Regions from separate parts of the Homo sapiens genome. Here region 2 is linked to region 1. The links are chromatin loops, found by intact Hi-C in ENCODE. Cell type or tissue: MCF 10A. All regions are shown on one strand.

Region 1 (8,000 bases):
ATCGCTTATTTAACTGAGGGTTTTTATAGGTAACAGGGAATTTTAATCCTTCAAAATGACCCATACTGAACTTACCCATGTCTGCTGGCTTGTTCTTTTTTCTTTAGAACTTTTTTTTTAAACCTACTTTAAAAGCCTCCTTTTGATGTACTGAAAAATTCCCTAATTAAGACAATTAAGAAAACATCAACATAGGAACAGTTCAGTACTTTGCTGGTTGCTGACAAACGTGAGTCATGGCATGCATATGCATAAGGCCTGTGTCCACCCACCCGCTCTGCTCTGCGAGGCTGCTGAGAATGTGGGTTCTGGAGTCAGCCTGGCCAGTTTGTCCTGATTGCTCTGCTCACTTGCTGTGTGGCCTTAACAAATATATTTTTCTGCTCCCTGCCTCAGTTTCCTCATTTATAAAATGAGATAATTGTGCATCCCTCATAAGATTATTATGAGTTCTAAATGAGTTAATTGCTTCATTTAAAACTTCTTTAGAGCAGTCGTATTTTTTATTTAATAAAATAAAGTGAACTTTAATAAACTCTCATTAAAAAGAACAGACTGATCACATTTGTGCCTCTAGAAAACACTACCTATAATACTGTAGAAAATATTCTAAGAAAGTCTAGGAGCAGGAAAAGCATGATCAGTTATGTCAGACTGAAGACATTTCTTTCCTCTTCTGTGTTGGAGCATGACATGTTTTAACAAGCATGTTGTGTCTTGTAAGATTCCTATTTTTTGCCCCATTGGTAAGATCTGTGTTTTCTTCCTTTTGCTGGAATTAACCATGAGAATGTCACTGAGAGGTTAGATTTCATAATTAATAGTAACATTAAGACCTTAGAGGGAGAGAAGTGGGAATTTTGAGGCATGGTTGAGAAATAAAATGCAGATCATAAATTTGTTACTACAAAATCACTTCACCTGCTAAGAACTGAAATTTGATTTTGATGTGCTGTTGTCAATTTGACAGCTTATGCTGTTGTGAGGGTCTTGTTTTCTTTTAGACTAGTTGGTGTTTTTCATTGTTATTTTTTTGGCCAATAAGTTTGACAAATAAAAACATTACCTTCTGGACTTGATCTTTTTTTTTTTTTTTTTTTTTTTTTTTTGAGACAGAGTCTCACTCTGTCACCCAAGCTGGAGTGCAGTGGCGTGATATCAGCTCACTGCAACCTCCGTCTCCCAGGTTCAAGTGATTGCCTTACCTCAGCCTCCCAAATAGCTGGGATTACAGGTGCCCACCACCATGCCTGGCTAAATTTTTTTTTTTTTTTTTTTTTTTTTTTTTTAGTAGAGACAGGGTTTCACCATGTTGGCCAGGCTGGTCTCGAACTCCTGACCTTGTGATCCACCCATCTCGGCCTCCCAAAGTGCTGGGATTACAGGCATGAGTCACCGTGCCTGGTCCACAGACTTGATCTTAAAGGACAGTTTCCCCTTAAAACGTGGTAAATGTAGGACAGTTCTGTGATTCACTAGAGGCATCATACTTTCCGGGGTTGTTCAAGTTCATTTAATTATACATTATGCAGTAGTTTCAGGCTATAGAATGAGAACACGATGTCTTTCAGGAAGCTTTTGTATCATCTGGCCAGATATAATGAGTTCATTTTTACATTTAAAGCATGTAGATGTCCAGTTTTTAAAAGGAGAATCTTTGGAATCTAGGAAGCTTTGTTCTGCCTGGATTCCTGGTAGGGCATGGGCTTTGGAGATCTCTCCCGTGAGATCGGAAGGTGTAGTGGTGGGATCTACATATACACTCTGGACTTCCTCCAGAATCCAAACTCCAGAGTTCTATTCTATGGGCTCCCTATGTTCACCTTCCAGCTCCCTCCCCAGGGTGAGGTATAGAGAAAAACATGAGGAGGTGGGTGCGGAGGGAGTTCCTATGGTCCATGACTTCAGCCCCCGCAGAGCAAGCCTGACTCATTGTGTTCCAGGGAACAACAACAAAATTATCTGAAGAATTTTGAGGCTTGTATGCAATGTGTAATGTTTCCAAGAGTATTATTTTGTTATTTAAACCTGTTAGTAGTAAAAATAAACAAAGACAATCCCTCACCCCCAACATCAAGCCCTGAAAAGGACTGAGTGTTGGCTTCAGAGGATGGAGGTGTGAGGAGAGAAGGTGACGTTGCCCCTGCTCTGCAGGGCTGCGGGGGAGTGAGGCCTGGAGACAGCAGATGTGGCTGCAGGAGCAGAGCTGCTGAGATGGTCCTTTGGGCCTCGTAGAGGCAAAGGCTGTGATGTCCACAGCTCCCTGGTCCCCCTCTGAGTGGCAGCTGGGATGGATAGTTCCCACACCTGTTCCCTTGTCCCATCTCAAGGGCCTGCATCTGACTTTGCTTCCTGCCTGAAGGCTCTTTCTAGATTTACAGAGGCTTCTAAAAGCTGTGTCTAGAGCAGCCTGCAAGCCCAGCACTTAATGCCCCAAGGGGCAATCCTCATCCCAAGAGGGATGATAGTTGGTGGGAAAATACCGCATTTCCCTGCCTCTCAATGGGCCAGTTCTAAAGTGCCTTCTACATAATTCCTCAGAGTGTCCCTGGTAGGATGGAGCCGTGGTTGGGTTGCTCTGGTGGCAGCCTACTCATTAACACATTGATTTTTGGCTTTTCTCCCTCCCTTATGTTCCTCTCTTCCCAGTTTGTGCTTCTTGAGGTCAACTCTTAAATAAACTACCTCTACTCAAGTCTTTGCCTCAGGGCTTTAGAGAGGGCCCAAACTAAGACAGAAGAAAGAGAGTCCAGATGGACATAGTGGTTCATACCTGCAGCCCCAACCACTCAGGAGGCAGAGGCACGAGGATCACTTGAGCACAGGAGTTAAATCCAGCCTGGGCAACTCAGTGAGACCCCATCTCTAAATAAATAAATAAACAAATAAGGAAAGGAAGCCTAGATTGAGACCCTGAAACCCCCTGCAGGTGTTAACACAGGCAAATACTATGAAAATGTTATTTAAAATGCAAAAAATAGAAAATTCAGAAATTGTTTCTAAAGCTCCAAGGTTAAATGTAATAGGGGAAACTGCATTATAAATTTTAAGGAAAAATATTAATAGGTCACAGGAGAAATGCCCCATTACTCTACCTTTCTAATTTTTCATGAATTCATCACAGACAGTGAACTCCCCAGGAGCCAGATGCAAATACAGGATCCAATCATCTGAGAGTGAATTCAGTATGTAGTTGCATTCTAGAATCTTTTTTTTTTTTTTTTTCCTGATTCCCTTCAACTTTTATGAGACTTTGGTGGGTGAATCCAAAACATTCTTTGTAGCTGACTCAGATGTGGAGGGAAGCCTGGGCTAGTTTCTGATACTTTTGGGGCTTGAGGACTTTGGAGATTAACTTGGCTCTACAGATGGTTGGCTGATGAGGTCACTAAGGAGGGTGACTCAGCTGGTTCCCCGGGTGGACACAGCCCAATCCAGAAGGTGGATGGCTCTTGGTTTTGACCCAGTCTTTCTGGATTCCTGAGGAATTGTGTAGACTATAAGCTTCAGGAGGCCAGGGACTATGTCTTGTTTTGTTCACTGTGTTCTGTTCACTACATGATGTTTTGCTTCCAACATCTTGCACAGTGTTTAGCATACAATAGTTGTTTAATAAATATTTGCTGAGTTAATGTAGAATGAACCAAGGATGACTCAGCATCAGCCTGAACTTTCCCAGGGTATAGTAGTAATGGAAACATATTGCTGTGAGACCAAATCTCTGGGTGAGGGTGGAAGAGTTTTAGCTCTGTAATTAATTACGGTTCGTTCCATTTATGACACTTGAGTCTCTCTGCAACATTTTAAGAGTATTTTATAGCTATAACAAAATTAGAAAATACAGAAGATTATATTTAGAACAATTTTGCTATTAATAAATGGTGTTTTTTTGTTTTTGTTTTTGTTTTTTTTGAGATGGAGTCTCACTCTGTCACCAGGCTGGAGTGCAGTGGCGCAATCTCGGCTGACTGCAACCTCTGCCTCCCAGGTTCAAGTGATTCTCCTGCCTCAGCCTCCCGAGTAGCTGGGACTACAGGCACGGACCACCACACCCAGCTAATTTTTTTGTATTTTTAGTGTGATGGGGTTTCACCATGTTGATCAGGATGATCTTGATTTCTTGACCTCGTGATCCACCCACCTCAGCCTCCCAAAGTGCTGGGTTTACAGGCATGAGCCAATAAATGTGTTATTAATGAACATCATCATGAGGCACAGCCCTTGAAGTCAAACAATTCATTAGTGGGTAGAAAAACAGGTGCCAATAAAATCCTCTGGGCTACTAGGGATAGAATATTATCCTTTATGGTCCTTTAGTAACTTCAAAGTGTTAATTTGGGGTGCTTTGAAGTAATTTATACATTAGGAAGAATCTGGAAATCAGGTGTTTTCTTTTAATACATGAAAAACTCATTCTGGGTGCAGTGTCTCATGTCTATAATCTCAGCACTTTGGGAGGCCAAGGTGGGAGGATTGCTTGAGGCCAGGAGTTCAAGATCAGCCTGGGCAACACTGTGAAAGCCCCTCTCTATAAAAAAATAAAATAATTAGCCAGGCATGGTGGCACACACTTGTAGTCCTAGCAACTCAGGAGGCTAAGGTGGGAGGACTGCTTGAGCCCAGGAGTTGGAGGCTGTAGTGAGCTATGATAGCACCAGTGAACTCCAGCCTGGGTGACAGAGTAAGACCCTGCCTCTATTAAAAAAAAAAGTCTCTCTCTCTTTCTCTGTATATATGTATATATACACACATTCAATTGGTTCTGTTTCTCTGGAGAACGCTGATTAATACTGTGGCTAAATACAATGAAGGTATATTTCTCATCATGTCCAAACACAGCTGATCCTGGTTAAGCAGTTCCCCTCCAAACAGTGGTTCAAAGACGTAAACTCCTTCCATAATTGGGTCTGCCATTTTCAACACATGGGTTCCCAATGTTGCCCCGTGGGTCATCTTTATTCTAACCAGCCCGAATGAGGAAAGAGCATGGAAGATTCTGTGTGGGAGGTTTGTGTGGGCAAGACTAGAAGTGGCACATCAGCTCAGTAGCTTCATATTGGCCATGGTGGGAGCATTTACACTATGGAAATCAGCAAATGTTACAAATCAGGGCTGCTCCTTTCCAAGAGCCAGTTTACCCAATATCTCTCTCGGTCTCTTCCATATCCCTCCACTTCCCTCTCCCTCCCCACTTACCATTTAGTAAACTCATTATGTCTTGTGCCGTATTATCTCTGGAGTCTGGCTCCTCCTCCCCCTTGATACTGCACTATTGTAGTGGAACCCATGGCAGCTCTCCCCATGATTAGTCCACCAGTCTTCTAACTGATTTCCCAGCATCTACTCTCAGCTTACCCTGTTTTAGAATCAGCCTGAAAGGAACAGAATCCATAGTGGTGAGCTGAGAAAGATTAGAAACAATCAGGTTGGCAGTCTTCCAAGGGTCTACCTATCAATCAATCTTCTCATTACTACCAGCGCAAAACAAAGATCTCAGTGTGTTGTTCTCCCTGATTAGTATCCTTTAGTGGTTTTCTATTACTTTTGGAATAAGGTCCAAGTTTCTTAACATGTCACATACGCTCCTTCAGTCTAGCCCTTAGACTTTTTGCCAGCCTCATCTTAAAAGGCACTTTCTCCTGCAAGACCTATGCTATGTCAGTAGAGACCTAACTGTAATTCCCTGGATATTCCATGATGTTCCCTGGTTCTGGGCCTTATTTTGGTGCTATTCACAGTTCTTGGAATTCCTTCCCACCTTGCCTGGTCTGGCTATCTTCTTTCTGAGATAACTCAAATATTGCCTGCTGGAAACCCTTCCTGGCTGCCTGCTTCCCTCTGAGCTGTTTCTGTTTACTCAGAGGCACTTGCTAAGCTGTGCCGTAAAGGCTGATCCACCGTGTGCTCCTTAAGCTCAGCAGCTGTGTGAACATATTCTTTTTGTATCCATGGGGCTTAAAAGTCCCAGAATATACTGTGTCCTCCACTAAGATGGAATTAAATGGAAATGTGAATTCCAATACTGTTGTTTTCTTATTATTCCACTGAATTATATGTCTTGCTATCATCATGGACAGCTCTGCTCTATTTTAAGCTAACATTTACATTTGTTGGTTTTCATAAAACTAGCACCACAAATATAACAGACATAACAGAAAATGAATTAAATATGTTTCCTTCCAAAACACTCAGTAGGCTGTAGGCAGTCAACATAAATCCAAGAAATAGGAAGAAAGATAAAAACTGTACTAGGGAACAGCAACACTAGGAAACAAAACACTTTCTTCTGGAATGTTCTCTCAGTCTATACAGATAGAAGTTAAGATGATAAAATGATAAACGGAGGTCACTGTGACCTCCTTGGTGAGTCTTACGATGCAACTTTGGGTCAACACACAATTATGACCAGCATTTGGCCACTTCCCAGGATTAAGGCCATTGTAAAGTCGTCAGAGGGATCTTTCTCATCATGAAGGGTGAAAACCAGAGTTTGGCATCACATGGGAAAGGGCAGTCTGTGGGCTGGGGAGAGGAACCAGAGCTTTACATTTACATATCATCTATGATATGGAATTTTATTATTATTACCTAGAGAAGTTGTCATTGATCCTCTCACTCTCCCTGTTAATGAGCTTAGGCTGCCTTATGTCTTCTGGGGAGTGAAGTATCTATAAACACATTCACACGAAAGTTCTGGGAACTCAGTACTGATGTTACTTCCCAGAATATTTGCATTAAAAAAATTTCTATCTTTGACATGAAACTACTACTCTGAATTTATCCAAAGGAATTCATGAGATAAATGCTCTAATGTCTGATGCAAGATACTCACCAAAGCATTATAAAAATAGCATCCAGTGGGAAACAATCTCATGTCCAATAAAAGGGGACTGACTCAGTTAGTGGATTAATAGGCACCACATGATGCCATAGAATGGTCTTTATCGACACAACATGTGTCTGTGCTATATGGTGAAGAAACAGACCAAAACTATATGTAAACTAGCTAGACTGTATGGAATGATCACATTTAGTAGGAAAAAAAAAATGTGCCTATATAAGCAAAGAACAAAGTCTGGAAAGAGATACTTGAACATGCTAAGAGTGCTTCTCGGTGGATGGGGAGATCAGTGATTTTTACTTTCTTCTGTAAATCTCACAGTGTATGTCAGCTTGCTGGCTCTGGGTTTTTACCTAGGTAAACATCTCACTCCACAGCTTCCTGGCTGTGTGTAATTGGATGGTCTAACGAATGTCTCGGGGTCAGTATCTTCATCTGAAATCCAGGGATAAATCTAGTACCAACCTAGGAGGGTTCTTGTGAGAAATTAATCAGATAATACAGAAAAAGCTCTCAGAATAGTGCCTTACATGCTGTAAGAACTAAATCCATGTTACCTATACTATCTGTATTTTTTTTAAAATTTTTATTTCTATAGGTTTTTGGGGAACAGGTGGTGTTTGGTTACATTAGTAAGTTCTTTAGGGGTGATCTGTCAGATTTTGGTGCACCCGTCACCCAAGCAGTATACACTGCACCCAATTTGTAGACTTTTATCCTTCATCCCCCTCCCACCCTTTAACCCAAGTCCCCAAAGTCCATTGAGTAATTCTTATGCCTTTGCATCCTCATAGCTTAGCTCTCACATATGAACGAGAACATACGATATTTGGTTTTCCATTCCTAAGTTACTTCACTTAGAATAATAGTCTCCAATCCCATCCAGGTTGCTACGAATGCTATTAATTCATTCCTTTTTATGGCTGAGTAATAGTCAATGGTATGTACGTATACATCTTTATTTTCTACAATGAGCATGTATTACTTTTAGAATTAGAAAATCAATAAAGCCATTTTCTCTTTGGAGAAAATAAAAGGGTTCTATAGAAAGAGGATAAAAGGAACAATGATTTCTGGTAGAATCTGAGTTATCAATGAAAAAGCTTCCTTGGAGTTTTCCTGATGTCCTCTGTCTCCCCAGTATGAACTATTTCCTGAT
Region 2 (8,000 bases), 200 kb after region 1:
TGCTTCAAGAGGTTGGCATTTTATTTGTAGCTTGTTATGTCATGATTTTTTGCTTTGTTTTGTGGTAAAATGCACATTACTTTATTCCTTCAGCAAATTTATACCATATACCTACTATGTGTCACATTCTGGCTTTGTGATAAACAAAAATTTATTCTCGAATGTACTTAATGCCAATGCACACTTAAAATGGTTAAAATGGTAAGTTTTATGGATATTATGCCGTGATTTTAAAACATTTTGTTTCTACCTTAAGGCGCTCACATTCTAGCAGGGAAGAAAGATGCATATATAACTAACCATGATAACATAGAGGTGTGACAACAGAGGCATGCACAAAGTGTTAAGAGGATGTTGTGTGGTACTGGGAGAAGCAAAATGGCTTATCTCCCTTACCAGACTAAAATCTGTTGGACGGCTGAGTCTATACCTGGGCCCTCTGTATGGTAGGTGCTTGGCACATATTTGTAGATTGAGTGAATGGAGGAATGAATAAATGAGTGCCCTATAACATGAGCAGAGACAGCTCTCACATTATTAATTCTGCATTCTATATTATTCTATAAAATATTGCACCTTGTTTATTCTGTCTCTCCAAGGCTTATTGCCTAAAACCCATTAGTTATTTGAAATGCATCCTCATCCTCTTGGGATGGGAATTTGAGAAACCACAATGTGAAGTGTTCTGAGGTGGCCCTTTGTCTCCAGGCCTCCCGGGACTACATCGGCATGGCAGTTGTGGATGGCCAGCTCACCTGTGTCTACAACCTGGGGGACCGTGAGGCTGAACTCCAAGTGGACCAGATCTTGACCAAGAGTGAGACTAAGGAGGCAGTTATGGATCGGGTGAAATTTCAGAGGTACAAGTCTGATTGACTGTACCTGTGCTCACCAAACTTCCATGTATACATGTTGCTGAACCCCATTTTTAGTGGCTTGGCTTTGAATTCTTCAAATTTTTTGTTTAACTTTATTATCTAAATTCATTTTAAACAGAATTTATCAGTTTGCAAGGCTTAATTACACCAAAGGAGCCACATCCAGTAAACCAGAAACACCCGGAGTCTATGACATGGATGGTAGAAATAGCAATACACTCCTTAATTTGGATCCTGAAAATGTTGTATTTTATGTTGGAGGTTACCCACCTGATTTTAAAGTAAGTGTAAATGTTATTTCACTGAATTAAATATTAAAATTTTAATTTGGTATGGTGATGACCTCATGTCTCTAATTGTTAATTACATATAAAATGGATTTAACCGCACATTCTTACAGCACATTCTAGAGATACTAGCTAACACTTATTGAGTGCTTCCTCTGTGCACTGTTCTAAGCTTTAGTATGTTAATTTAAATAAGCATCATGATCATTCCCATTTTACAGATGAGGAAACAGAGACAGCGAGGTGTAATAACTTGCCCACAGTCATACAGCTAGTAAATAGCAAAGCCAGGGCATCTTGTTCCAGGGTTCACATTCTTAATTAACCCTTATGCCATAGTGACTGTTAAAAGTGATTAATTGATACTATTTTGATTATTGTCCTTTGTTCAATTGGTGGAAGATGTTTTATTTCATTTTCAGCTTCCCAGTCGACTAAGTTTCCCTCCATACAAAGGTTGTATTGAATTAGATGACCTCAATGAAAATGTTCTGAGCTTGTACAACTTCAAAAAAACATTCAATCTCAACACAACTGAAGTGGAGCCTTGTAGAAGGTAAATAAAATGTAGAAACCAGAAACTCTGTAACTGGAGTTTTGGTAACTTGCAGTACTTTTACATATGATAAAGGATGGGCCAGTGAGATGCTATTGATGTTGCTAGTTGCTTTGGGCCAGTAGTTCTTCAAGTATGTGTGCATGCAACACTGGCAGTCCTGCCCTAAAATCTAATTATGGTAGTCTCTTCTTAATTTGTATGAAATGCTAGATAGTTTTCTCACTTGAAAAAAGTCTTTATGAAAATTTTTGTGCCTCCTACCACAAAATATTTAATATTAGATGGTACCTGATCTAGAGGCCTGATTTAGTGGCTCATGCCTGTAATCCCAGCACTTTGGGAGGTTGAGGTGGGCAGATCACCTGGGGCCAGGAGTTTGAGACCAGCCTGGCCAACATGGCGAAACCCCATCTCTATTAAAAATACAAAAATCAGCCGAGTGTGATGGTGTGTGCCTGTAGTCCCAGCCTCTTGGAAGGCTGAGGCACAGGAATCGCTTGAACTCGGGAGGTCAAGGTTGCAATGAGCCAAGATCATGCCACTGCACTCCAGCCTGGGCGACAGAGTGAGACTCCATCTCCAAAAAAAAAAAAAAAAAAAAAAAAAGAAAAGAAAAGAAAAAGAAAAAGAAAAGAAAAGAAAAGAAAAAGTGGTTCATAAAATGTGCCATGACTTTTTTGGTACTCTTCCACCTCAATCTTTTTGAAAATTGCTGCCTTGAACTCCTAACCTTCCCTACAATTACAAGGACATGGTATATTCTAATATGAGGTGGACCAAATATTTATTATTCAGAATAAAATTACATTGCAAGTTAATAATCTCTTACATTTCAAAATCTTCAGCTGGCAGACCACATCTTCCTAAGCAGACATTTCCAAAAGGGTATCTTACTCATCTTTGTCGAGCTAGGGTTTGATTGTCAGAGTATGAGAGCACATCCAGGAGAAAGAGCTGGCTGCCTTAACATTTTAAAGATGTCTCCTCTGCTTTAACAAAATTATGACAACTAGATTGCATTTTCTTGGCTCCATTTTTCAGATAGCAACATCTTGTATTAATAAGCACACTGGCATGGTGATCATTTGCTGCTGTGTTCTAATTTATGATGATTAATGTTGACAGGAGGAAGGAAGAGTCAGACAAAAATTATTTTGAAGGTACGGGCTATGCTCGAGTTCCAACTCAACCACATGCTCCCATCCCAACCTTTGGACAGACAATTCAGACCACCGTGGATAGAGGCTTGCTGTTCTTTGCAGAAAACGGGGTAATCTATAACAAGCATCCAGATACAACCAAATATATTCATTCTGTTTAGCAATTTGGAGATAACTGGGTTGTTATAAATGACCCACTAGATCTGGAAAACAATGTGTAAATGTTACCTGCATCCTTTTCCTCCACCCAGTTGTACTTTCTGTTGGCTGGGAAATGTACTTTTTTTTTTTTTTTAACATTTTTAGTTTCAGGGGTGCAGGTGCAGGTTTGTTATATAGGTAAATCGCATGTCACAGGGGTTTGGTGCACAGATTATTTTATCACCCAGGTAATAAATGTAGTACTCAATAGGTAATTTTTTCTGTCCTTAAAAATACTTCCACCCTCAAGTAGGCCCCAGGGTCTGTTGTTCCCTTCTTTGCGTCCATGTGTACTCAATGTTTAACTCTCACTTATAAGTGAGAACGTGTGGTATTTGGTTTTCTGTTCCTACGTTCGTTTGTTTAGGATTATGGCCTCCAGCTTCATCCATGTTGCTGCAAAGGACATGATCTCGTTCTTTTTTATGGCTGTGTAGTATTCCATGGTGTATATGTACCTCATTTTCTTTATCCAGTTTACCATTTATGGGCATTTAGGTTGACTCCATGTCTTTGCCGTTGTGAATAGTGATGCAAGGAACATTGGCGTGCATTTGTCTTTATGGTAGAACGATTTATATTCCTTTGGGTGTATACCCAATAATGGGATTGCTGGATCAAATGGTAGTTTTAAGTTATTTGAGAAATAGACAAACTGCTTTCCACAGTGATTGAACTAATTTACATTCCCGCCAGCAGTGTACAATCATTCCCTTTTTTCCACTTTCAACCTCACCAGCATCTATTATTTTTTGACTTTTTCATAATTCCCTTTTTGACCAGTATGAGATGGTATCTCATTGTTTTGATTTGCATTTCTCTAATCATTAGTGATATTGAGCATTTTTTCATATGCTTGCTGGCAGCATATATGTCTTCTGAAAAGTCTGTGTCCTTTGTCCATTTTTAATGGGGTTGTTTGGTTTTTGCTTGTTAATTATTTAAGTTCTGATAGATTCTGGATATTAGACCTTTTTCACATGCATAGTTTGTAAATATTTTCTTCCATTCTGTGGGTTGTCTGTTTACTCTGTTGATAGTTTACTCTGTTGATAGTTTCTTTCATTGTGCAGAAGCTCTTTAATTAGGTTCTATTTGTCAATTTTTGTTTTTGTTGCAATTGCTTTTGGGGTCTTTATCATGAAATCTTTGCAAAGGCCTATTTCTATAATGGTATTTCTAGGCATTTCTATGTCTAGAATAGGTTTTCTTCAAGGGTTTTTTTTTATAGTTTTAGGTTTTACATTTAAGTTTTTAATTAGTCTTGAGTTGATTTTTGCATATGGTGAAAGGAAGGGGTCCAGTTTCAGTCTTGTGCATATGACTAGCCAGTTATCCCAGCATCACTTATTGAATAGGGAGTCCTTTCCCCATTGCTTGTTTTTGTTGACTTTGTCGAAGATCAGATGGTTGTAGGCGTGTGGCTTTATCTCTGGGCTCTCTATTCTGTTCCATTGATGTCTATTTTAATGAGGGCAAATAATCAGGAATTTGAGAACATGCCCCCCAAAATGTGGGAGAAATCTCCCCTTTTCCTGTTCTATTCTCATTATCAGTTTTGTTATTTGAGAACCACTGCTTGCCTAAGAATCTACTTATTCTGACCCAAAACATGTGAAAACTTCCTGGGATCTCTAAGATCTAGACTGACTTCCTGCTGTTTCTGTCTTGATCTGATTCTTACCAGGCTGTGTGGGATTGTGTCTTTATCAGCATGTTTGCCTTCTCAAGACACTGAAGCTTCTCTGTTTTCAAGTAGCTGAGATTCCTAGGGACCCTCTAAAATCTATTAGGTTAGAAAAGTCCAAAGTGACACTCTACAAGTGATCGTCAGCGCCATCTGCTGGTTGATGGAGAGTTGGCGTGATGTTTGCTGCTTTATACCTATAGCCGGCCTGGAGTTGAACCCTCCGGTGAATAGGAGCTTCTGTAGTTGCTCTCACGGAGTATTTCTGAAGAAATGTGGATGAGCCCAAAGGCTTTCTGGTGGTCCGAGAACATGGGATTGATAAGGAGCTTGGGATTTTACCAGAGTCTTCTACCGCAGGGTGGTGACACTGACCCGGTCCAACTCTCCTCTCTGGGGTTGGTCTGGACCCTTCAGGAGATTCCAAGGCTGGACCAGTTCTGATGGTTTGGGAAGGTCCCAGCCAGCCTGAAGGATACATAGAGCAGAGAAGTCATCCAGCATCTTCAGGACACGGCAGTTGTTTTACAAAACAAGGTCTTCTTTGTATATAATTTGAAGTTCTTGGAGACTAAGAACCAGAAATACTACTCATATAATAAGAAAACTTAACATAATACCATTACATAAGAAATGACCTAGAGATCTGCTTTAAGTAGGATGGCTCATGACTCTCAGTAAATTGGTGTAACTCTGTTGTTTATGGTTTGATCAACCTAAGCTGACTCCCAAAGGCAAGGTTTAGGATCCAGATAAGGACTGATTTTCCTCTTAGAAAAGAACTCGGTCCCTGGACCTCAAAGAGAGGCATTCTTATCATTAAGGAACTGTGTAAAAGCAAAGCCTTCAAGCCCTAAGTCAGAAATTGCTCAGCTTATCTTAGGGAAGTAGCTGATTCAAGTATATGTTTCACACCGTAATGGAGATGCAATAATGACAAAGACAGATATGGCTCCCGCCCTCCGGGATTTTATAATCTAGAGGGGAAGAATATGCAAAGGAATGCTGTTAATAGGTTGTTTATTTCATCACAACTGTGAAGAGCTGTATCAAGGAAAAGTTTGGGGGTGAAATGAGGATGTACAACATAAAAGACACTTGAGCAAAGGAAATGCTTCCTCTGAGATCAGGAGGACAGCATTTGAACAGGACATGGGGACAGGCAAGACGGGGGATCCAGGCAGAGGGAGAGGCATGAAGAAGGCCTGGAGGTGGGAAGGGCAGGGAGCACTCAGTGGAACAGTGGCTGCGGGGCTGGAGAGCCAGAGGCAGTGCTGAGAGAGAGGCAGATGCCACGCAGCATCTGGTAGGGGTCAGGGCTTCATCCTGACAGCCGAGGAGAGTCACAGGCTCCCACTGGCATTTTCAAAGACTGCTCTGGCTGTAGGGGGGAATGGACTTTCGGGGGTACATGGGGAGACCGGCGGGTTGTTGCTGCAGGGACTGGCTAAAAATGTTGTGGCTGAGACTAGGTGGGATGACATAAAGAGAGAGCTAAGAATGGCAGAATTTACAAGATTATGTTGGATGGGAGAGAAGGAAGGATCAAGAATGATTCCTAGGTTATGATAAAGGGATGAGAAAGAAAAAAAATGACTCCTAGGTTTGTGGCTTGCTCAGCAATAAGGGAAAGGTAAGCATGGTGATGTATGTGTGTGCCCTGCACACGTGCATGCAGGGGGCAGGCTGGGAGTCAGGGAGCGCATGCACCTGGTATAATGGAAGAAGAGGCAGGCTTGGCAGCCTGTAGGAGGCATGTAGGTCATACGTTCTGTGTGAGATATTCTGAATTTGAGGTCTCTGTGAGTCATGCAAGCAAAGCAATAACAACAAGGGAATCACGTGTGCAGACTTGGCCCTGAAGACAGGTCTAGGCTGGGGAGAACAATTTGGGGCCCATCAGTACACCTGGATTGGAGCTACAGGAGAGCCTGTGATTGTCAAGGCAAAGGGAGTGGTGTGGGGAGGAAGGAGTCCTGTGTAGGATCCCCGAGGAACCCCCAACACTGACATGGAAGGTAGAAGGGGATAAACCAACAAATGAGACAGAGACATAAGAATCAGTCAGAAAACAGATGGTGGAAGGTATCTGAGGTCTGCATAAGACCTCGCCTCTCTCTAAAAGGCACTCATATTTTCAAATAATATTAATGATCTGTATCTTTTCGGTCTCCATCTTTATACACCAGTTATGGATCGCATGAAACAAAATCATGATCATAGCTAGCATTTATTGTGTCTGTCCTGTGGGCCAACCACTGTGCGTGACATTTAACGTGACTTACAGTATTGAACCATCATCCCATCCCGTGAGGTTGCTGTTGCAGCACCATTATCCCTTTTCACTGAGGCAGCAGCTGAAGCTGAGAGCAGGGGGGTCTGTGAGAGTAACGGGAGTTCCAGTGCTCTGCCTCTTCTTCAGCCAAGCCTTCTGGTCATCTGCATTGTTCCTCTGTCCTAGGATCGCTTCATATCTCTAAATATAGAAGATGGCAAGCTCATGGTGAGATACAAACTGAATTCAGAGCTACCAAAAGAGAGAGGAGTTGGAGACGCCATAAACAACGGCAGAGACCATTCGGTACACCTTTTGAGTCTGTTTACTTGAATCGTTAAATGTCCTTAGTCCTTTAAAATTAAGTCAGTGCCCCCAAATAAATAAATAAAACTTCCTATTACCAGATAAACTTATGGATGTTAACTGAGGGATATATCCTTTTAAAATTTGCACATTTCGGCATGAAATGTATAACATATACATGATATCTATAAAACACGGTTAACTTCAAATACAAACATTTCTATCAAAATGTTTTAGTATCATATTTTTATCCAAAAATGCTACTGCTCAGAGCCTTCCTACTATGTATATAAATGAATCTGGGGGAAGATAAATAAAAACATGATAGTTCTGAACCCCTGTGAATAGGATTCTCTTATTTTCGCTGGCTTGCTGATTCATCTCTCATTTATTTCAGATTCAGATCAAAATTGGAAAACTCCAAAAGCGTATGTGGATAAATGTGGACGTTCAAAACACTATAATTGATGGTGAAGTATTTGATTTCAGCACATATTATCTGGGAGGAATTCCAATTGCAATCAGGGAAAGGTAAGATGATTTTTTTAAAACGAGATTTAAAGCCTTTGTTAGTGGTTATGATTGTGACCAAAAAAAATCTGGTCTGCCATTTTTAATTCCACCAACAAACAAACACAAAAAGTTAA

Evidence for each region. Hi-C counts contacts between places; a loop is a spot of excess contacts. Peaks named below come from ENCODE experiments on the same cell type or tissue, not always from the same donor. Only the 100,000 strongest peaks of a DNase experiment are listed, where the experiment ranks them.
Region 2: a loop joins it to region 1, with 7 times the contacts of the local background. A loop is called at or near these places in 3 of 110 quality-filtered maps.

What each region holds. Positions count from the first base shown.
Region 1 is chr18:23,716,462-23,724,461 of GRCh38, forward strand. All of the region lies in intron 2 of LAMA3 (laminin subunit alpha 3), which reads left to right. Among named protein-coding and RNA genes, the nearest start is that of LAMA3, 31 kb to the left of the region's middle. RefSeq lists enhancers at 3,507-4,007, 4,008-4,508. In MCF 10A, no CTCF peak of the experiment used is centred here; DNase peaks (open chromatin) are centred at 270, 1,453, 1,910 and 3,350.
Region 2 is chr18:23,913,702-23,921,701 of GRCh38, forward strand. LAMA3 (laminin subunit alpha 3) reads left to right here. Exons shown (of 75, transcript NM_198129.4): 57 at 709-860; 58 at 997-1,159; 59 at 1,588-1,721; 60 at 2,850-2,994; 61 at 7,234-7,353; 62 at 7,751-7,884. Among named protein-coding and RNA genes, the nearest start is that of LINC02958, 65 kb to the right of the region's middle. In MCF 10A, a CTCF peak has its summit at 4,929 (motif pointing left); a DNase peak (open chromatin) is centred at 4,930.